Regions from separate parts of the Homo sapiens genome. Here all the other regions are linked to region 2. A link is a loop called in an ENCODE intact Hi-C map of the cell type or tissue named here. Cell type or tissue: A673. All regions are shown on one strand.

The links. Peaks named below come from ENCODE experiments on the same cell type or tissue, not always from the same donor. Only the 100,000 strongest peaks of a DNase experiment are listed, where the experiment ranks them.
Region 1: a loop joins it to region 2, with 3 times the contacts of the local background. A loop is called at or near these places in 2 of 110 quality-filtered maps.
Region 3: it touches region 2 in a loop (4-fold over the local background); 16 of 110 quality-filtered maps call a loop at or near these places.

What each region holds. Positions count from the first base shown.
Region 1 is chr6:116,612,197-116,620,196 of GRCh38, reverse strand. RSPH4A (radial spoke head component 4A) reads right to left here and starts at 3,718. Exons shown (of 6, transcript NM_001010892.3): 1 at 2,888-3,718. The coding sequence starts at 3,573. RefSeq lists enhancers at 3,399-3,518, 3,569-3,668. In A673, a CTCF peak has its summit at 3,981; a DNase peak (open chromatin) is centred at 3,806; H3K4me3 peaks cover 1,332 bases; H3K27me3 peaks cover 864 bases.
Region 2 is chr6:116,843,792-116,851,791 of GRCh38, reverse strand. No RefSeq gene overlaps it. Among named protein-coding and RNA genes, the nearest start is that of GPRC6A, 19 kb to the right of the region's middle. In A673, a CTCF peak has its summit at 4,335 (motif pointing right); a DNase peak (open chromatin) is centred at 4,371.
Region 3 is chr6:116,541,859-116,549,858 of GRCh38, reverse strand. It overlaps TRAPPC3L (trafficking protein particle complex subunit 3L), which reads left to right and starts at 4,175. Exons shown (of 5, transcript NM_001139444.3): 1 at 4,175-4,386; 2 at 6,459-6,556. The coding sequence starts at 4,345. It also overlaps a transcript of CALHM4 not described here. In A673, no CTCF peak of the experiment used is centred here; no DNase peak of the experiment used is centred here; H3K27me3 peaks cover 435 bases.

The DNA.
Region 1 (8,000 bases), 230 kb after region 2:
ACAAGTATTTATAATGTGTTCCTTTGCAATTTTAGCAGTTTGTAAATTCAGGCTTGCTATCTAACATAGGGCATTATGACAAGAAGTTCATATCAGAAATTCAAGTAGAGTCCACTATGGAGTAGCAAATTACATTCTTGCAGCTTAAGTAAATTGTAGTTTAAAATATTAACTAATAGGCTGGGTGTGGTGGCTCACGCCTGTAATCCCAACACTTTGGGAGGCCGAGGCAGGCAGATCACGAAGTCAGGAGATCAAGACCATCCTGGCTAACACAGTGAAACCGTGTCTCTACCAAAAATACAAAAAAATTAGCCATGTGTGGTGGCAGGCGCCTGTAGTCCCAGCTACTTGGGAGGCTGAGGCAAGAGAATGGCGTGAACCTGGGAGGCAGAGCTTGTAGTGAGCCGAGATCGTGCTACTGAACTCCAGCCTGGGCGACAGAGTGAGATTCCATCTCAAAAGAAAAAAAAATTAACTAATAAATAATATTTCAAACTGATCTCACATTTCATGAGATTTCTCACATCATACATTAATTTTTTTATTCCTTAGACTTTAAAATTATATCTCATATATCTTAAAGCCTAGTAATAGCTGCAAATATTTGCCACATTGTAGATTCAGTAGGCATTTAATTAATATTTACTGATTAATCAGGAAGCACCCCAATAGATCATGGTGAGAACTTAGGAATTATGATTTATATACATTGGTTTTCATCCATAGTTTCTGACTCATAAGTCTCATACCGCTTCTCATTTATCCCCAAGATAGGCCTTAGAAACTAAAAGTATACTCTGTTTCTCCATGTCTGGCCATAATAAAATTCTCTAACCTACTTTGTCTGATTGATGGTCATAAGACCCCCATTTCAAAAGAGGTCCTGCCCCATATCAAGGAGGAAAGAATGCTCCACAGAGAGGCCAAGAAGAATCTGGTTAGGCCTTGCTGGGCTTCCCCACTCAGTCTATTAGCATTAGATTATACCCCTTTTCTACACAGTCACCAATCATACCTATCCAATAACATATCCATAAAAGGCCCAAGAGAACAGGTTTAGGGGAGCATCTGATAGCTGAACACATGGAGGTTGCTGGAGGGTGGCCTTCCCAGAAAGGGCAAGGAAACTTTGCACTCCTTCCCCAATACTTCTTCATATGCATCCTTTGTAATATCCTTTATAATAAACCAGTAATCATTAGTGTTTCCCTGAGTTCTGTGAGCCACTCTAGCAAATTAGTCAAACCAAAAGAGGGAGTTGTTGGATCCCTGGTTTATAGCTGGTTGGTCAGAAGCACAGGTTAATCAGCCTGGGGCTTGTAATTGGCATTGGAAGTGTGGGGCAGTCTTGTGGGATTGAGCCCTCAACCTGTGGGATCTGATGCTATCTCCAGGTGGATATGTCAGAATTGAATTGGAGGACACCTAGTTGGTGCCCACTGCAGAAGTGATTGCTTGCTTGTGGATAGGGAAACAGAACCCCAAACATTTTGTCACGGAAGTCTTCTGTGTTGAGGCTGGGCGCAGTGGCTTACGCCTGTAATCCCAGTTACTTGGGAGGCTGAGGTAGGAGAATCGCTTGAACCCAGGAGGCAGAGGCTGCAGTGAGCTGAGATGGCACCACTACACTCCAGCCTGGGCGACAGAGCTGGCTCCGTCTCAAAACAAAGACAAAACCAACAGCAACAACAAGAAGTCTTCTATGTTGGTTGTTGTAGAGTGAGAGAATAGAAAAAGCATTCATTTCTTCTTAATAGTTGCTAGCATTGTGCTACCACTAAGTATATAGTGGTATACAAAATTCAGAGTCCTTGCTCTCTGGGGGCCTCCAATCTAGTGGGAGAGTCAGATATTAAAATATAAGTCTGTCTCTCTGTATAAAAAATTATAAATGACATTAAATGCTATGAAGGAAAAGAATAAGCTTTTTAGTAGTGTTCCATGGAAGCTGAGTTCTGAAGAATGAGGAGCCAGCCAGCCAAAGACTTAGAAAAGAAGCCTTCTGGGCAGAGGGAACAGCCATGGGGCTAGAGCTTAGTGATGGAGGGAGAGGTAAGAGTCGGTAAGTGTTGTTAGCCACTGGAATCTTGAGCAAATTAGGTTCTCCATGACTTGGTCTCCTCATTTACAAAAACAAATGAGTTGTATTAGATGTTTTCCAAAAGCCCTTCTAGCCCTAAAATTCTACTGACCCTATCATTATGTAACTCTGGAAGCAAAAATCTATAGAAATCTATACATGTCATAAGTTCTAAAATTAAAGCTATAATGGGATGGGCAGAACATATGTAGACTATTGATCATCACATTTTAAGAGACTTGGATAAAATGGCATGTGTTCCAGGTAGCTTGTATAGTGACCAATTCTCCGAGTTTGCGAGGACTAAGGGGTTTCTTAGGATAAAGAACTTTCAGCGCTCAGCCAAACTGAGATGGTGGTCACCCTAGCACTGCCTGGGTTGGGAACTCAAAAGCCATGCAAGCAATAGCATCTACAGATGAGAGACGTGATTGCTTTCACTGGTAGACAATTATTTTTCACAAGCATCCTGGAGAGATGCTTGGACTTTATGGTCTTTATGGTCTTTTTCAAGCCCGAGATTCCATAATTCCTAAGTTTTATTTTGTTGTGTGCCTAGGGTCTTTAAAGAAGCTGGAGGAAAAGGACAAAAAAAAAAAAAGGTTAAGAAAAAGAAGGTACAAGAATCTCCATTAATGACCTGTTTTGAGTCATGTGATCCAGAGTTATGTCATTAACTCTCTTTTACTAACACAATCTTTCAAATATATTTTGATTCACCCACAGAAACACACTCTCACACAGAGATACTCACACACCCTCTTGCTTTGCCAAACATTTATCTTTTTTCCCTCTGAGACTTACAGATTAAAGCCCGAATTGCTGCTAGTCTTCAGCAGGTAAGCCTTAGCATTCTGAATGGTGATCTCAAGCATGCTGGGGGCCACTTCAGAGCCCCCAGGCGCCGGCTGCTGTAAATCATAGTCACTGTTTGAGTCTTCCTCCTGAAAAACGTCAAATCTCAGCTCTTTCTGTTTAGCGTTGTTATAGCTCACGTCCCTTCGTCCACACAGGTGGGGTTTGGGTTGCTGAGACTGTTGAAAGGTGTTTCCTTCTGACTGGCTTGTGTGATGAGGAGTTGATTCTCTTTTATCAGATGATTGTTCCAAAGGATCAGGATAAGGTGTCCCAGCTTCAGGAATCACACTCGTGGTCCTGTCCGACTGAGGTGGTGCCGCGAGGTCTTGTCTGGCCGGAGCCAGGGGAGAAGGAGAGGAAGAGGGCTCCCGCGGAGAGACAGGAGCAGGTGATGATGTTTCTGGTCCCGCGGGGCCACCCAGAGGCGTCTTGGCTCTAGACTGCGGGCTCCAAGGACGGCTGCTTCGGGACTGGCGTCCAGTTTCTGGCCCCTGCTTCGCCTCCAAGGGCTCAGACGACTCAGGCTCAGAATATTGGGGAGAAGCTGCTGTCTTTCCTTCCCATGGCCGCCTTGTTTCCCCTAGTTCTTCTTGGTTTTCTTTTTCTTGCTTCGGGGAGGTTGAGTCCTCCATGGAAGCAGTTCAAGAAAAAAAATGTTCTGGATGAAAGGGGCGTGAAAATATGGAAGAAGGCAACTCAGTTAAGTTACTTTGCCGCGGTCTCTTAAGCGATTTCTGGGTCCTGGTTGCTCTGTGAGTTGCTGCGTCCTATCTCCATAGCAACCCCAGGCCGGGTTCCTCTCAGAAAAACTCACCGCGCCTGTTGCCAGGATTCGAGGGCGGAGACTAAGAGAGAACGAGAGAGAGAGATGAAAATCCTAGCTTTGTGATTCGGTACAACCCCTGCCCCTCGTTCTATCGCAGCCAATCCGACCTAGACTCGACCAGTCTTGCTTGGAAACCGAGAACTCCAGATCCTGCGCCTTGAGCACAAAGTAGGAAGAATGGCGACCCCATGCGAGAGACCTTTAGGGGTCTGAGACTGATCCAAGTTGTGCTGTGAGGAGCGAGTCGTGCGTTAGTGGAGGGACAGTGTATTCATGAAGCGTGTGTGTGGAGGGTGTGTGTGTGTGAGAGAGAGAGAGAAGGAAGGAAGGAAAGAACGGAGGAAGGAAGGGAGGGAGGGAGAGAGGAGAGTGAGGGGTAGAGAGGGAGGAAGAGACTGACCTTGGTAATCTCGGAGGTGCAGGTAACAATGGGACCCCAGTGTGCTGACCAGGAGACCCCAAGCCTCACATTTAGCGTGCATCAGCTACAACCAACCAACTCTAAAGACTCGGAGAATAGACAAAGCAGTCCTGAGTTTTGTTCTTCCTGCTTATAAGGAATCTCCTGGTGATTAGGCAGAATATTATACTTGAGAAGGCAATGCAGAAAACCTATAAATAGGCAATTCATGGGTTACCCGTTTTCTAATAATTGAAATTCAAATTAACACTAAACTATATTGGCATAATATAATTTTTATTTGATAATGTAAATGTAAATGCATAATTTTGCAATGATTTAAGTTCAAGATTATGACTATTCATTTATAGTATACAGTCTCCAATATGAAGAAGGTATAGAAGATTGGACCATATCTGGACTTAACTATAAACCATATATTAATTAAAGTCTTTAATGTTAATTGTTTTGTATTTCTTTCTCTTTCTAAATATACCAACAAATACTTGGCATTTGACAGTTTACATTGATATAGCTTCTATTTAGCAAGATGTTGCTCTAAATTCTAACTTCATGGAAGAACATAATACTCCTCCATTCAGTGTGGTGAGGGAATCACAGACTAAAATAATTTGATAAAAACTGTGTGCACACACACAAAATGTTGAATATAACTTCTGCTGGTACAGAGACTCTTTAAAGTCAAATGTCTGGGATTTAGAATGCTTGGATTTCTAAAAACAGAACATTAAGATAAACTAGAACAATAAATTCTGGGGTTTTTTGGTAATTGGTGCAAGAGTTGAGGAAGTTAGCATTTTTTCCCCCTTAATTTCTCCCTTGCAGCTGGCAAGCTGTAATGGAGGCTTTTTTTTTCTTTGAAAGACAAGCCAGAGGGCCAGGTGTGGTAGCTCACACCTGTAATCCAAGCAGTTTGTCTTTTTTTCACCAGGTAATCCCAGCACTTTTGTGTTTTTTCTTTGAAAGACAAGCCAGAGGGCCAGGCAAGATGGCTCATGCCTGTAATCCCAGCACTTTGAGAGGCCACGGCAGGTGGATCAGTTGAGGTCAGGAATTTGAGACCAGCCTGGCCAACATGGTGAAACTGCATCTCTACAAAAATACAAAAATTAGCTGGGCATTATGGCGAGTGCCTGTAATCCCAGCTACTCCGGAGGCTGAGGCAGGAGAATTGCTTGAACCCAGGAGGCGGAGGTTGCAGTGAGCCAAGATCGTGCCACTGCACTCCAGCCTGGACGACAGCCTGTTATCCAGGCTGGAGTCAGAAAAGCCTGTGTCAAAAAAAAAAAAAAAAGAAAGAAAGAAAAAGAAAAGAAAAGAAAAAGAAAAAAGAAAAGAAAAGGAAAAAAGAAAAGAAAAGAAAAAAAGACAAGCCAGAGAAGGGTAGTAGGGCCAGGAGAAAGAACGCATGAAGGAACAGACATAGCTTGCTTATCTCTCCAGTTTAGGAGTGAAGAGCACCTGAAAGGAACAATGTAAGTGTCCGTTATTATTCCTGCTTCATTTTCAGTCCAGAGCTTTATCTTGACTTTGACTCTAGTAATCCTAAATTTGCTTCTTACTGTTCTTAAGATAAAGACTAAAGCTCTTAGCCTACTTATGTTCCCAGTTTTGTATTATGTGTCATATAATGCTGGCCTTATAAAATGGGTTGAGAAGTGTTTCCTCCTTTTCTGTTTTCTGGAATAGATTATATAGAACTGGTGTCATTTCTTTAAATGTTTAGTAAAATTTACAGTGAAACTGTATGAGTTTGGAAACTTCTATTTCAAGCGGTTTTTAAACTGCAAATTCAAACTTTTAAGTTGTTATAGGACTGTTCAGATGATCTCTTTCATCTTGGATGCATATTGGTAGTTTGCAATTTTAAAGGATTTTATGCATTTCATCCAAGTTGTTGAACTTATGTTTGCAGAGTTCTTTGCAGCATCCCCTTCTCATCCTTTTAATGTTTGTGGGGTCTGTAGTGATATCTCCTCTTCCATTCTTGATTTTGATAATTTGCCCTCTCTTTTTTTCTTTGTCTTATTGGAAGTCCATCAATCTTACTGGACACTGTTAAAATTAGCTTTGGGTTTTATTTATTTTCTCTATTATTTTTGTTTTCAATCTCATTGATTTCTCTTCTTATTTGTTTGCTCCTCTTTACTTTGTATTTATTTTGCTCTTCTTTTGCTAGTGTCTTGAAGTGGAAACTTGGATTATTTATTTGAGATTTCTTTTTTTTTTTTCTGATGTAAGTGTCTAGTGTTTGGTTGTTTTTGCTTTTGTTTGTTTGTTTTGTTTTGTTTTTGAGACACAGTCTCACTCTGTTGCCCAGGCTGGAGTGCGGTGGCACAATCCTGGTTCACCGCAACCTGCGCCTCCTGGGTTCAAGCAATTCTCCTGCCTCAGCCTCCTGAGTAGCTGGGATTACAGGCACCCACCATCACACCCAGCTAATTTCTGTATTTTCAGTAGAGATGAGGTTTCACCATGTTGGCCAAGCTGGTCTCGAACTTCTGACTTCCAGTGATCCACCCACCTCGGCCTCTCGAAGTTCTGGGAATTACAGGTGTGAGCCACCGTGCCTGGCCGTGTCTAGTGTTTTATATATTCCCTTTAAACATTCTTTTTTACATTTTTATTTTTATTTTAAGTTCTGGGGTACATGTGCAGGATGTGCAGGTTTGTTACATAGGTAAACATGTGCCATGGTGTTTTGCTGCACCTATCAACCCATTACCTAGGTATTAACCCCAGCATGCATTAGCTATTTTTCTTAATGCATGTGTTCTTATTGTTCAGTTCCCACTTATAGGTGAGAGCATGTGGTGTTTGGTTTTCTGTTACTGCATTAGTTTGCTGAGGGTAATTGCTTTCAGTTCCATCTATGTCCCTGCAAAGAACATGATCTCATTCCTTTTTATGGCTGCTTAGTATTCCATGATGTATATATGCCACATTTTCTTTATCCAGTCTATCACTGATGGGCATTTATGTTGATTCCATGTCTTTGCTATTGTGAATAGTGCTATAATGAACGTACACATATATCTTTGTAATAGAATGATTTATATTCCTTTGGGTATATACCCAGTAATGAGATTGCTGGGTCAAATGGTATTTCTGTTTCTAGATTTTTGAGGAATTGCCACACTGTCTTCCACAGTGGTTGAGCTAATTTATATTCCCACGTATAGTGTAAAAGCATTCCTATTTCTCTGCAACCTCACCAGCATCTGTTATTTCTTGACTTTTTAACAATCGCCATTCTGACTGGCATGAGATGGTATCTCATTGTGTTTTCGATTTGCATTTCTCTAAGGATCGGTGATGTTAAGCTTTTTTTCATATATTTGTTGGCCGCATTAATGTCTTCTTTTGAGAAGTGTCTGCCCTTTAAACATTCTTTCAGCTGTATCCAACAGATTTTGATATGTCATTTCCTTTTAATTCAGTCCAATATACACTATTTAAAATTTCCCTTAGACTTGCTCATCGAGCTGTGAATTATTTTTAAGTGTGTTATTTAATTTTCCAGAGTTTGGAGATTTTCTTTTTTTTTTGTGATTAATTTATACGTAATTCCATCATTGTCAGAGAATATACTTTGTATGATGTTATATTAAAGTTAAATTTCTGATTTTGGATTTATTTTCTGTGGCATTCACACAGCTTCTTAAATCTGTATATGTTTTTCACCAAATTTTAAAATGTTTCAGCCACTATTTTTTTAAAAAATGTGTTTCTATTCCACACTCATTCTTTTGTTTTTTGCCCCAGTGACATAAATGTTAGATCTTTTGTTGCCTTTCCACAGATCCCTGAGT
Region 2 (8,000 bases):
GGATTTATTCCTGTCATAATGATACTAACTTGTTATTTCAGCAATCATGTCTTACCACAGTGGAGCAGGAAAGAGAGAGCAAGTGGGGAACTGCCACATACTTTTAAACCATCATATCTCATGAGATCTCATTCACTATCACAAAAACAGCATAGGGGAAACTGCCCCATGATCCAATCAGCTCCCACCAGGTCCCTCTCCTAATGCATGGGGATTACAATTTGACATGAGAATTGGGTTGGGACACAGAGCAAACCATGTCATTCAGCCCCTGGCCCCTTTCAAATCTCATGTCCTTCTCACATTCCAAAATAATTTATGCCTTTGCAACAATCTCTCAAAGTCTTAGCTCATTCCAGCATTAACTCAAAAGTCCAAGTCCAAAGTCTCATAATAGACAAGGGAAGTCCCTTCTACCTATGAGCCTGTAAAATAAAAAACAAATTAGTTACTTCCAAGATACAATGAGGGTACAGGCATTGGATAAATTCTCTAAATCTTCTTTTCCAAACGGGAGAAATTGGCCAAAACAAAGGGGCTACAGGCCCCATGCAAGTCCAAAATCCAGCAGGGCAATCATTAAGTCTCAAAGCTCTGAAATAATATCCTTTAACTGCATGTCTCACATCCAGGGCATGTTGATGCAAGGGTTGGGCTTCCAATGCCTTGGGCAGCTCCACCCCTGTGGCTCTGCAGGGTACAGCCCTCACAGCTGCTTTCATGGGATGGCATTGAGTGCCTGCAGCTTTTCTAGGCACATGGTGCAAGCTGCTGGTGGATCTACCATTCTGGGATCTGGAGGATGGTGGCCCTTTTCTCACAGGTACACGAGGCAGTGTCCCAGTGGGGACTCTGTGTAGGGGCTCCAACCCCACATTTCTTCTCCTTATTGCCTTAGTAGAGGTTCTCCATGAGGGTTCTGTCTCTGCAGCAGACTTCCACCTGGACATCCAGGCATTTCCCTACATCTTCTAAAATCTAGGTGGAGGCTCCCAAACTCTTGCTTTTTCTGCACTTGCAGGCCCAACACCATATAGAAGTCACCAAGGCTTGGAGCTTGCACTTTCTGAAGCAACAGCCTGAGCTGTTCCTTGGCCCCTCATAGCCACAGCTGGAGCTGGAGCAGCTGGGACACAGAGCACCATGTGCCAAGGCTGCACAGAGCAGTAGGGCCATGGGCCTGGCCCACAAAACCAGTTTTTCCTCCTAAGGCCTCCAGGCCTGTGAGGGGAGGGGGTACCATGAAGATCTCTGAAGTGTTCTGAAGACATTTTCCCCCTTGTCTTGGTGATTAACTTTTGGCTCTTCTTTACTTATGCAAATTTCTGCAGCCAGCAGCTTTAATTTCTTTCCAGAAAATGGGTTTTCATATTCTACTACATGGTCAGGCTGCAAATTTTCCAAACTTTTATGCTTTCCTTTAAAACATAAGTTCCAATTTCAGTCCATCATTTTGTGAACCCATATAACTGTATGCTGTTAAAAATAGCCAGGTCACGCTTGAATGCTTTGCTGTTTAGTGTTTTCTTCCATCAGTATATTAGTCAGGGTTCTCCAGACGGAGAGAACTAATAGGATATATGTATATACGAACTAGAGTTTATTAAGGAGAATTGACTCACATGATCACATGGTGAAGTCCCACAATAGGCTGTCTGCAAGCTGAGGAGCAAGGAAGCCAGTAGTGGCTCAGTCCGAGTCCCAAAGCCTCAAAAGGAGGGAAGCCAACAGTGCAGCCTTCAGCCACAGACTGAGAGCCCCTGGCAAACCACTGGTGTCAGCCCAAGACTCCAAAGGCCAAAGAACCTGGAATCTGATGTTCAAAGGCAGGAGACATCCAGCATAAGAGAAAGATGAAAACTGGAAGACTCAGTAAGCCAGCTTATTCCACCTTCTTCCACCTGCTTTTTCTAGCCAAGCAGGCAGCCAGTTGGATAGTGCCCACCCACACTGAGAGTGGAGTCTTCCTCTCCCAGTCCACTGACTCAAATGTTAATTTCCTCTGGCAACACCCTCACAGACACACTCAGAAATAATACTTTGCATCCTTCAAACCCATCAAGTTGACACTTAATATTAACCATCACAGCCGGATACCCTAAATCATCCCTCTCAAGTTCAAAGTTCCACAGATCTAGTATAGGGGCAAAATGCCACCAGTCTCTTTGCTAAAGCATAGCAAGAGTGACCTTTATTCCAGTTCCCAATAAGTTCCTCATCTCCATCTGAGGCCACCTAAGCCTGGACTTCATTGTCCATATCACTATCAGCATTTTGGTCAAAGCCATTCAACAAGTCTCTAGAAATTTCTGAATTTTCCCATACTTTCCTGTCTTCTTTTGAGCCTTCCAAACTATTCCAACCTGTACCATTACCCAGCTCCAAAGCTGTTCCACATTTTCAGTTGCCTTTGTAGCAGTGCCCCACTCCCAGTACCAATTTTATGTATTAGTTCATTATCACACTGCTATAAAGAACTACCTGAGTCTAGGTAATTCATGAAGAAAAGAGGTTTAATTGACTCACAGTTCTGCAGGTTTAACAGGACGCATGACTGGGAGAAATTTCTAAGCCTCAGGAAACTTACAATCATGGCAAAGGGGAAGCAAGGCACATCTTGCCATGGCATAGAAGGAGAGAGAGAGCAAGGAGGGAACTACCACACACTTTTAAACCATCAGATCTTGTAAGAACTCTCGTTCTTGTAAGATCCAATCACCTCCTACCAGGTCTCTCCCATGACACGTGGGGATTACAATTTGACACAAGATTTGGGTGGGGACACAGAACCAAACCATATCACTTTCCAACTCATTTTATGACATCAGCATAACCCACCTGTCAAAAACTGACAAAGACATTACAAGAAAAGCAAATTACAGAATATCACTTATAAGCATAGATGCAAAATATCTCAACAAAATAGATTCAACAATATATTAAAAAGATAATACATTATGCAAAGGGGGTTATTCCAGGAAAGCAAGAATACCATAATTTTCTAAAATTAATCAATATAATGTATTACATTAATACAATAAAGAAAAATCAGCACCTCAATAAACATAGAAAAGGCATTTGACATAATTCACCAACCACTCATGTAAAAGCACTCAGCAGACTAGAAAAAGAAGGAAACTTAATTGGGCTCTGTGTCAGGCTGTTCTTGCACTGCTATAAAGACATACCAGAGACAGGGTAATTTATAAAGAAATTAGGTTTAATTGGCTCAAGGTTCTGCAGGCTTCACAGGAAGCATGGTGCTGGCATCTGCTCAGCTTCTAAAGAGGACTCAGGAAGCTTATAATCATGGTGGAAGACAAAGGGGGAGCAGGAATGTCACATGGCAAAAGCAGAAGCAAGAAGAGAGAGTGGAGCAGGGGGAGGTGCCACACTCTTTTAAATGACCAGGTCTTGCAAGAACTCACTATCACAAAGACAGCACCAAGACATGAGAGATCCATCCCAATGATCCAAACATCTCCCACCAGACCCCACATCCAGCATTGGGGATTACAATTAAGCATGAGATTTGGGTGGGGACAAATATTTAAACTATATCAGGCTCAAAAAGGAGAACTGTTACAAAATTAATGAATGAAAATAAGCTGAAACAATGCTTTGTCTATTGTCTCACTCCAAAAATTGGACTGGTGAAATTTATTCTTGCCTTTCAATTTGGGTTTACAAGCAGTCACAAAGATGATGATGTTGATGACAATGACAATAATGACAATGATGGTGACTGTATTTTGTTTAGAAAATTCTTTTGTTCTCAGGATTCAATGACTTGATTAGAATGTCTGGTCCAAATGAATACAGCAAAGAAGAAATTTCACATTTATAGAATTCAGGTGAGCTAAGGTTGAACATATTTTTCTCTAAAACTGAAGTAAACTTACTTCTCGAGGCCCCATATCTGCTCAGGAGTGATAATGCAACCTTATTAGTTCAAGGTAAATGCAGTTATTCAAATATTCAACAAATATTGCTGAGCACTTAGTATGTGTCAGGCACTTGGGATTCATTGAACAAAACAGAAAAAAATCTGGCCTTTGGGGAGCTGATATTTTAGCCAAGACAATTAGATAATATTATGAATGAATAAATTATACAACAGGTTAAAAGGACATGAATATGGAATAAAGTCAAAATTATACAGGATAAGTGGGATCAAGAGTGCTTGGGGGTGGGAATACCAGGAGGCCAGGATAATAGTGTTAATGAAGGTCATCAGTGTAGGCCTCGTTGAGAAGGTGATGTTTGAGCAAATACTGAAGGGAGGTGAAGGGGTTCACCAAGTGGCTATGTAGAAGCACAGAGTGCTAGAAAATGGAATATATTATTTCAAGTTACCAGTAGGTGGGGATGTTGAATAATATTTTTCTAGATTTTCACAAGCCTTGTTCCTAACAACAAGGAAAAAAATGTGGGCATGTGAGCAAACATCTGTCCTATTATATAATCTCTTTTTTAATAGAAAATTTTTTCAAATATAATAAATAACTTTTTAAATGTTTCAAAATAACTGTAAAAATGATTGGATTCAGCCTAGAATGTGAAATCTAGAACTTTTGGAGGGAGGTCCTCTCACCACACAGGGTCAACACTTCAGCGTTTTGCTTCTGAGCTGCTTAGGGGGCTTTAAATCTCATCTAAACTTTGGACTCAATGCTTTCAAAGTGAACTACAGATTACAAATGATGGATAAGTGCCTCACCCGCACACTTCAAGTATGAGGGAGAGGCTGATTCTACTTATTCTCCTACTATTAATAAAGTTATTAAGCAGCTACTGACGGATATCTGGTGCTAAAACAGGTGTTTTCCATACTAGGCCTCATTTAATCTTCATAGCAGCTCTAGGAGGTCAGCATTATCAACTATATTTTACAGATAAGGGAACTGACAAATTAAGTTACTTGACTGCGTTCATTTGACTAGTAAGTGATAAAGACAGAATTTGAGCCTAGCCTTGGCTAACTCATGTTTTGATGCTCATCTGCCTAATATCAAAATTCATTTTCTAAGTTTTAAAGGAAGAACTAACTTAAAAACGTGCATTGCTGGTTTAGCACTTTCTACTAAAGCTAAACATACCTCAATTTAAGGTATCCAATTGATGGCCAGCGTACATTTTGTCCTAGGAGTCAATTCTAACTCAGGAGCCTAGGGATCAAGTGAAACTAGCAAATATCTCCCTCAGTGCCAAAACTATAGCATTTGCTCACCCCTCTTGAAATGCAGCTTCAGTCTCATTGTGAAGTTTTGCTAGCATTTATGGAAGTTGCCAGTTTAGCAACAAAAGAACTATGTTTTCCTAACTTATCTGTGAAGTTATGTTCTTGGACAAGTCATTCTCACCTAAAGGTACACTGTTTTTCCCTGATGCTTTAGGGAATAACAATGGAAAGGAATCTGAAAAAACAAGATACAGAGTGCTAGAAAATATTTTTAATACATGTGTCTAATGAAGAACTTGCATCCAAAATTATAAAAGTCTCCTTTAAGTTGATGAGAAAAAGAGACAAACTCTGTTTTTAAGGTAAAAACACTTAGAAAAGGCACTTCATGAAAAATATTTCCAAATGGCTAATCAGCATTTAGAAAGTTGTTCAATACTTTGTTCACCAGTAAAATGCACATTAAGCTTATGAGACATCCACTAAAATGGCTAAAATGAAAAAGATGATGATACCAAGTATAAAAAGGAAAAGAAACAATTGGGACTCTCATACATTACTACAGAGACTGAAAATTTATACAACTATGTTGAAAACCAATTAGCACTTTCTACTGAAGCTAAACATACATTTACCTTTTGACCCATCAATTAAATTTTATCCCTTGAAAATATGTTGTAAAAATACACGTATATTTACCAAAATATATTACAAGAATATTCATAGGATGATTTTTTTAGTATCCCAATCTAGGAACAATCCAAATATCAGCCAATAGTAGAATGGATAAATTAATGTGATATATTTTTACAATGGAATTCTATACAGCACTGAAAAAAATTAATTACAGTTTATATGACAAAATGGATAAACCTCATAAGCATATTGCTAAGCAAAAGAAACCAAATGCTGTATGAGTCTATTTATATGTAATTTAAATCCAGATAAAACTCTATGTGATAAAAGTCAGAAGAGTAGCTATCCTTACTGGAAGGTAATGACTGGCAGTAGGCTTAGGGAGTCTTCTAGAGTGATGGCAATATTCTGTATCTTGATGTCAGTGTAGGTATACATATGCTTAATTTGTAAAAATTAATCAAGATGTTGTGCTGTTACCTGTACATATATCACACCACAATAAAAATAGTTAAATACATCCCCAGTTCAGCATAACATAGTAAAAATGGAAAATAAGATGAATGGAAAATATGAAGTGTAACCTGAGAGAAACACTGTTTAGCTACAAAGAAACCAGAAAGACTAATGATAAACTTATCTTCAATATGCAATTGATAGCTTTCACACCAACGAGTAAAAGTGAAAAAATAAAGAAAACTTTATCATTTCAGTATGAGGCAGTAAAGGAGGGTGGCAAGCAAAGGAAAAGAAGAGATGGAAGTAACTTCAAATGTAGTAGGAATCACACTACAGGTAAATGGATTAATTTACCTATTAAAATCAGAGAATTTTGAAATCAGGTAGATTTTTTTTAAAAAACTCTTAACTGTATGTGCTTACAAGACAATCCTAAAACAAAATGGAACACAAAAGTCAAAAAATTATGGAGTAATATATACCAGGTAAGTGCTAGCCAGAAGAAAGCTGGCAGTATAATTTTAGTATCAGACAAAATAGGATTTAAGACAAAACATGATACTAGGGATAAAATGAAAAACCCACGAAGAGAATGTAACTATCATAAACATGTATATGTACACCTAGTAATGTAGCTTGAAATATATACAGCAAAACTGGCCAAATTTCAAAATGACATTAACAAATCCCCATTAGTGGATAGCTTTATTTTAACATAGTTTTTATACATATGATATACCTGCATAAATGTAAAGAAACTGTAAGTGCACAGTTCAATTAATTTTCATTTATCAAATTCTGTACCTGGCACCCAGACTGAGAAACAGATCATCAGCATTCCAGAATCCCCTTGTTCCGTTTCCAGTTACTTGAACTCAAGGGTAAACATTATCTCAAATTCTAACACTATAGGATGATTTTGATTGCTTTTTAACTCTATATAAGTGGAATAATATACTAAGCATTCTTTTGTGTTTAGCTTCTTTTTTTCAGCATTATGTTTGGGAGCTGTATCCAATTGTTGCATCTAGATATAGTTAGTATGGGTGAATATACCAAAATTTGTGTTTACATTCTACTGTTGATGGACATTGCAGTTGTTTCTAGTTTTGCATCTCACAAATTGAGCTACTATAAAGATTATTATAAGTGCCTTTTGGTGAAGTTACATGTATATTTCTGTTGGGAGGCTTTCCTAGGAGTGAAATTTCTGGGTAATAGGTGTATGCATGTGTTTAACGTTAGTACATACTGGCAAACAGCTTTGTAATGTTGTAGTAATTTATATTTCCCCCAGGAGTGAATGATAAATCTGGCTGCTTTGAATCCTTACCAACAGTTTTTCTTTCTTTCTTTCTTTTCTTTTTCTTCCTTATTTTATTTTATTATTTTTTATTTTTTTGAGACAGAGTCTCCCTCTGTTGCCCCGGCTGGAGCGCAGTGGCACGATCTTGGTTCACTGCAACCTCCACCTCCTGGGTTCAAGCAATTCTCCCACCTCAGCCTCCTGAGTAACTGGGATTACAGGAGCCCGCCACCACATCTGGCTAATTTTTGTGTTTTTAGTAGAGACAGGGTTTCACCATGTTGGCCAGGCTTGTCTTGAACTCCTGACCTCAGGTGATCCACCCGCCTCAACCTCCCAAAGTGCTGGGATTACAGGTGTGAGCCACCATGCCTGGCCCCAGTACGTTTTCATTTTAACCATTCTGAATCAAGCACT
Region 3 (8,000 bases), 300 kb after region 2:
GATTACAGGCATGCACCACCATGCCCAGCTAAATTTTGTATTTTTAGTAGATACAGGGTTTCACCATGTTAGCCATGCTGGTCTCAAACTTCTGACCTCAGGTGATCCACCTACCTCGGCCTCCCAAAGTGCTGGGATTACAGGCGTGAGCCACCACGTCTGGCTGGAGAGATATTTTTAATATACTTTTATCAGAAATGAATCCATCAAATAAATATCAGAAAATATATAAAATATACAAAGAACAAACTTAGCAAGTTTTGTCTGAGAGTTTTATATATATAAATAATATATAATGTATTTACATTTCAAAACAGCTAGAAAAGAGGTCTTGAAATGTTCTCAACACATACAAATGATAAATACTCAAGATGATGGATACGCTAAATGCCCTAACTTGATCACTGTATATTCTATCCATGTACCTCATAATATCATGTATCAACACAAAAATTTAAAAAAGCAAAGCCTGAAGTGTATATAGTGACATGTTCAGTAAAGCTCAATAGTAAATGCCACATCTTTCCTTAGGCTTATACTTTTATTTTTATTTTTTACATATATGTACATTTTGAGACGGAGTCTCACTCTGTCACCCAGGATGGAGTGCAGTGGCACCATCTCAGCTACTGCAACCTCCACCTCCCAGGTTCAAGCGATTCTCTTGCCTCAGCCTCCCAAGCAGCTAGGATTACAGGTGCCCTCCACCACACCTGGCTAATTTTTTTGTATTTTTAGTAGAGATGGGGTTTTGCCATGTTGGCCAGGGTGGTCTCGAACTCCTGACCTCAGGTGATCCACCGACCTCGGTCTCCCAAAGTGTTGGGATTACAGACGTGAACCACCATGCCTGGCCTTCTTATGTTTAAAATTTTATATTTAAAAATGAACTTAATTAAAGTACAGATGGTCCCCACCTTACAATTGTGTGAAGGCAATACACATTCAGGAGAAACCCTACATCAAACATGCACACAACCATTCTGTTTTTTATTGTCAGTGCAGTATTCAATAAATTACATGAGATATTCAATACTTTATTATGAAATAGGCTTTCTGTTAGATGATTTTGCTCAACTGTAGGCTAATGTAAGTGTTCTGAGCATGTTAAGGTAGGCTAGCTTAAGCTATGCTGCTCGGTACATGAGGTATATTAAATGCACTCTGACTTCTGAATGGTTTGTCGGGATATAACCCTATCACAAGTTGAGGAGCATCTGTATAAGGGGAGTGAGGAAGTGGGGAAGGAAATTGTAGACCATTCTTTCAGGGAAGTATGTAGTAAAGGATGGAGCATAGATTGATTAGAAAACATTATTGGATTGTAAAATTCTTGCTGTAAAGGAGTTTGTAGATGATAAATTCCCAAGTTTTACTATTGCTTACTGTTGAAAGAACTAATCACTTCATCTGCAGTGCCAATGTGTAACTTGCTAATGACTGTGAATGATTACATTTATGAGTAATCAATTTTCTTAGTTCTTTTGTGATGCTATAATACTTCAGACTAGTATAAACACCAGAAATTTATTTTTTACAGTTCTGGAGGTTGGGAAGTACAAGATCAAGGTGCTGGCATTGTTTTTTGGCAAGGGCTCTTCTCTGCTTCCAAGATGGCACCTTGTTGCTATATCCTCACATAGCAGAAGAGCAACAAAAGTCTAAGCTATTTCCTTCCAGCCCTTTTATAAGGTGCTAATTCATTCATAAGGGCAGAGCCTTCATGACCTAATCGCTTCCCCAAAGGCCCCAACTCTTAAAACTACCACAATGGGCATTAAGTTTAAACACATAAATTTTAGGGACATTCAGACCTTTGCCTTCTCTGATAGTTTGCGGGTGATCATACAACCGACAGATCAGCGGATGTCATCCTCTATTAGCACCTTCCCAAGTGTCTACTCTGCTGCCCATGTATTCCCAAAGGACCAGCATAGGGGCATAGCTCAATTCACCATTTACTTGGGTTGGTTGACTGCAGTGCAGTTTTACCAGACTGAAGAATGTGTCTTTCTCCTAACCCCAGTTCCAGATTTAGTCCTAACAAGACTAAAGAACTCTTAGTAAAACAGGAAAAACTTTGCTTATGCATTATCTTGGAATAATTCTTTCCTAGTTGGCTGCCAGGGCAGACATTATAGATCATGTACCCGCTTGAAACATCATCTCTGTGCTTTCTTCTATTTAAGGGAGGAGTACATTTACATTAAAAAAGGAGTCTGGGGAACACAGGGCTCACTTGCATCCTAAGAGCTGCTGAAGACTAGCAGGTTTCATAGACTGAAAACCAGCAAACCAGTGTCCCCTGTGATGATGAGTACAGCTGTGGTCGTGAAGGTTGTGCTTTGTACAGTAGCACCTGGCAGGGGCTCTGCTCCTTCCTTAAGCTCGTGTCTTGACTGGAAGGTCAATGGAGCAGAGGGGAGCCATGTCAGTCTGAAGTAAAAGCCGGCTTTTTCTAATACATCCAATGACATCCCGAATTCTCCCGATGGCCATAATGTGACCATACCACAGCCATTAGAGTTTGGTGAAATTGATTCCAGTACCGCCATCACCTCGCAGCAAGCACACAGGCCCTTTGTAGGTTATTCTCTGGGGTATCTTACTCAGAACTAGGATTGCCCACAAATTGACCCAGCAACATGCTGTCCCTGCACCTTAGTAAGCTTTTTGAGTCTGCCTCTAAAATAGTTTGCTCTAACATAATTAGAGTGTGTGCGGTACAAAATAAATTTGACTTGGAATCATCAAAATTAGCCCAAATCCCTTCTTGTTGCCAACATCCAGATAACCTTGAATACATTTCTCAACCTCTCTACTTTTAGATTCTTATCCTGTAAAATGGCCATGATTACAGTACTATTTCACAGATTGTATCTGAATTAAAATGAGATGAAGAGAACGAAAACCATGTTGTAAACTGTAAATTTGATATACATATAAGTCGTTATTATTTGCTACTGAAAAACTCTCCACCCCATACCCCACAACTAAGTGAAATTAATTTTCCTGAGATCATAGTGTCATAGAACATATGCAGTGATGGAAATGCCTTAGGTATTGTAGAATTCCATTCAATTTATCCAACCACAAGAATAACCTATAGTAACTAGTTATTATATGGTGCATTTTAATGTGTTTTACGGTACGCCTCGTCTCTTTGGTTCTCACAATTATTCTGTGAGGTGAGTGATATTGTTGCCATTTTGCAAATGTGGAAACTGAGTCATAGAGCAATAAAATGGCTTGCCCAATGCCACACAGCCAGTAAATGGTAGGGCTGCAACAGCCTGAGCCTTCCAAATCCTCCTAGGTTCTTTCAACTACACCACACTTTTCGTCAAAGTATTCTTGAGTTTGTCACTTTATAGCAAGAATTTTCCAGAACAAATAGGACTAATGGACTCAAACTATAAGTAGAAGAAAATTACTTTCCTAAACTGAGTTTTCCGCTTCCATTTCTGGAAAGATTTTGATCCTACTCTGCACCCTGCAGTTGTCAAGGTGAAAGGATTTTTTTATTTGAACTTTAAGTATTTCTGCGTAAATAAAGAGAGCCTTCAATAGCTTACGTCTCAGGAGCTCTCAAAAGAAAGCTAAGGGCTTACTTTCTCTATCAGAATCATTATACATTATGATACTGTAGAGCGCCCATTTTGAACAACAGTTTTGTAAGAAAATATTGCCCATTCTATCACTCCTTAATGTTGTTGATTGCTGCTAATGAAAAGCAAAAAAGTTACCAGATATATTTGAATACTGTAATCACACAAGATAGGGATCTATGGTTTTGGGGACAGTGTGATAACCATTGGTGTAGTTGAGGGATCACGTTTTAACTCAGGATTTATTACCTACAGATTGCTGATCTTGTCTCTCTAATTCTTACAACAATCAATCCAAGACTGAATAATGCTAACATTTAGATCTATCTTGGATTGCGAAGGTTTCTGTTTCTGATTTTAAAACAATGTCTTGGCCTGAGAACAAAACACCACTCTTGAACTCCCTCGGGCTAAAGAATTTTTTGAGTTGCAGTGCTTCAGGTCTGACTTCACATTATCAGCTTTTATGGCTCTAGATTACAATTCATCCTTACAAATGAAGCAGTTATTTGATCCATGGCAAGTTACGTGGCTATAAGACAATCCTGTTGTTCATGGTTTTTTTCCCTCTTCAGCTCAGCAAAGAGCAAAAGCAGCAGAGTGCAGAAGCAGCACTCCTGTCTCAAAGCGAGGAAGAGCTTACAAAAACAAAACAAAAAGACATGGACTGATACACCTCTAAGAAACAGGCAAAAGAAGAGAAATTGAAGATCATATTCTTCATCTATCAAGCACTATGTCTCGCCCTGCACACCGAAGACCAGAATACCATAAAATAGTAAGATCTTTCTACAAAGAGATTTTTTCTACTTCAGAGAAAATGTTTTCTTGAGTGATTTCTGATTGATTTTAAAAACTGATGCTATAAGAATTTTTAGTGGAGGAAAGACAGTGTTCAGCGAAGTGAATCATAAATGACACATCTAGGAATAATTATGATTATCTCCTACATAAAGAATAATCAATTCTTTATACACACTTTAAGGTCTTCTTTTCTGACTAATTATATCAATATGAGTGTCAATTTTTTCACCTCTGACAGAAAATATGAAAATATTAGCAATTTTTTCTATTTCATACTTCAGGAAATGGGAACTTACATATATATGTATATGTATATATATGTATGTATGTATATATATATGTGTGTATATATATAGTTGATTATGTGTAAAACTGAATCGAAATAGGTCATCAAAAAAGGATTGCCTTTAAAAATGTTTCCTAGTCTTATTGTAGCTTGGTATGTAATATCATCCTTTCTATATATTCCAGGTTAAGAGTTATTTATAAACCTTATTTTTTTGCAGATTAGTTTTAAATAATATTCTTTAATACTCTCTTATAGTTTTAGTCACTCAGATACTACAGATACAAAAACTCACTGTTAACTTTAAAATTCTGTTAATTATGTCAGGAGACTGATGGGCATTTGATATAATTAAGTAATTTCAGACTTGGTGTTTAGAATTGTAGTGACTAACTAGCATACTTCAGTTTGAAATGCCTGCAGATACCTCCTCTGGCCTTCTGGGATCTTGATTTATTTTCCTGTGGGACTCTCAAGTGCTAAAAATATATGGTACATAGTTCATATTATACCGAAATCACTTGATTTTATAAAGCAGTTAAAATGTATTTTTATCCTGATACATTCATAACCTACTGAAATAGTTAATGATGTTCTTTCAGATATTCATATGATTATTTTTATTGTTTTAAAAACGATAAAGATAAACTTATGTTGACCTTTCCTGGCATCTGTGGTATGGATTTGAGACCCAATTGAACAGATAGTTCAAGGTACAGTCCTTGGCCATGAAGCAGAATAGAGAAAGCTGGCCTTTATGGGTACTGAACCAGAAACTCAGCTGGAAATAAAATAGATTTCAATATATAATAGTGCCCACCCATCAGGGACAGAGAAGAAATTCCACTATTTCAGTTTGGCCTTAATTATAAAGGGACACAATGTTGGGGCCATGGCATGTAGGTAGGGTATGATTTTTTCTACTTTTCTCTTTTTCAAATTCTTTTGTTTTACTGCTAGTCACAACAATCTCATCATTCTCTCTCTCTCTCTCTCTCTCTCTCTCTCTTCTTCACCTTTGCTTATCTTTATGCTGTAGCATTAGTACATGGCAGCACTTTGTCTTCTGCTGTGGCTCTTATATGTTGAGCAGACTTTTCATTGATAATTTACCAGCATTTCTTGTGATTTATTATTAGGTTCTTGGAAAAACCCTAAGCCAAACCTAAATTGTCTTAAGTTTTAGTTTTCATTTATAATTTACTCTAAAAATGGGACATATTTTGGAGAACTATAAGGAAATATCACATTCCCCTTTTTTCTCTAAGTAAAAAGAAAAGAAACTCACAAATTTGCTGCTACATTTGGGTTTATCCTGAAGGTCTCCTTGGCAGATCTGGGGGCCATTAGGGATTGTGCAGACGCCTGAGAAGTCTTATCCAATTCTTGCTTCCAACTGAAAACATGGATGGCATATATTTTAGAAAAACAGAAATTTATGTTAGAAATTAGTATTTTTAAAAAACTGTCCTCCATGAAAATACATTGCAAGTTATCATGTAAGCAAATGCATAGAAAGATGTTATCATGTTACGAAATTCATTTTATTTAACAGCTCTCTCTCCCCCACCTCACATCAATGTATCCAAATGTGAATATAATTTGTTTTCAAAAGTGCAAATTGTTGCAATAATAGGAGGAAGGAAAAAATGTACAGGTGACTTCTAAGGCTACTTCAAACCAGATTTTATAAACAAAAGAAATACAGTAGTATACTGTCATAACTTGCCTATAACCAGAAACTACCCCTTTTTCTCCAGAATAAAGATCTCTTTGTCCTTACCTATGGAGCTCTGGTTGCCCAGCTGTGTAAGGATTATGAGAAGGATGAAGATGTGAACCAATATTTAGATAAAATGTAAGTGGAAGTCCTTCATTCTTATTGAATGGCTGTTGTTTCTTACATCACCTGCATTCTTTCTGCCTCTAATGACTTCCTTTGCTTCATTTCACCAGCTGTTCTTCTGTCTCAATTAATCACATCTGAAAGCTGAACATAATTTCTTACAAGTGCCATTTGGGTTGATAGAATAAGATAATAGGAAGGATTTTTTTCCTACAAATATCAAGTGTGGGATGTTTTCTCTTTAGTTAGAAATCATTTCTTAAGTGACTTAAGAGTCGCTTATAAGCAAAAGATGTGGTAAAATTGAAATTATTCTATTAACAACATGAGGGAACATCAAATTTTATTCTTTTCAGAAGTCTTTTGTTCTAACACAACTGCTTCCAATATAAATATATGCTTACACAACCACAGACCATCTATTGAAAGATATACAAGAAACTCACAATGGTAGTTTCCTAAGGGGAAGATGGAGAAAATAGGAATTGTGAATTAAAGGGAGAGTTTATTTTAAGATAGCATTTTTATTGTTTGAATGTTTTTTAATCATTACTATGCTTTTCTTAAAAAACATATTAGGTAGAAAAACTCACTTCTTCCTTTTTAAATGAGACCCATTCTCTTTGTCTTTATTGTTGGAGATTCCTCCTGCACAAATTCCACCTTTTGATTTTCTCTGAGTAACTATGTGATCATCAGATGATTGCCAAACAATAAAACATCTGTCAATGGTTTTTGAGCTTTTTAATTATAAACTCTGAAGAGGACTCTAACAGAGGAAAGACTGGAAAATGTGTACTGGTTAGAAGATTTATCTAGGCAGATTGAAGGGGAAATTTAGCCTAACATTTTAGAGCTTTTTAAAAGGGTTCATTGTATTTTCAGTTGAAATACAGAAAAAGACAACATAAAGATTGAAAGTCTTTTTAAAAAACTCTCATTTTTCTTCTTTCTGTATGCATATTTTTTTCTTTTAAAAAAATTATAATTTATTTTTGTACACATGACTTTTTTTTGGAATTTCTACTTAATTAGTCAAGGGCATTCGCAAAGAAGAGAACTGCCCAACTGTCTACCTATAGATTTTTCAGTCACTTTGTTAGCTGAACTGTCTGTCTATAGCTGTGAGGAATGTTAAGGTTATTTTACGCTAGCTCACACTTAAACATCTGACATAGCATTTCCAGAAATTACTTCATTTTATTTGACTTATGTTAAACTTGCATTGTTTTGTGAAAAAGCTGTGAATAATAAAAAAGCTCACTTATTTGACTACAAAAATACCTTTGGTTAGCTAATTGAGTACACATTTAACAAATATGAAAGAAATATTAAAGAATAAATTTTTGAGAAGCTGCAGAAAGATCTTTCCTTAAGAAAAAAATTCACATTTAGATTTCCTTAATAGCTTCTGCTGAGAGCCTCTTACATTTTTAATTTATAAAATATCTACTTT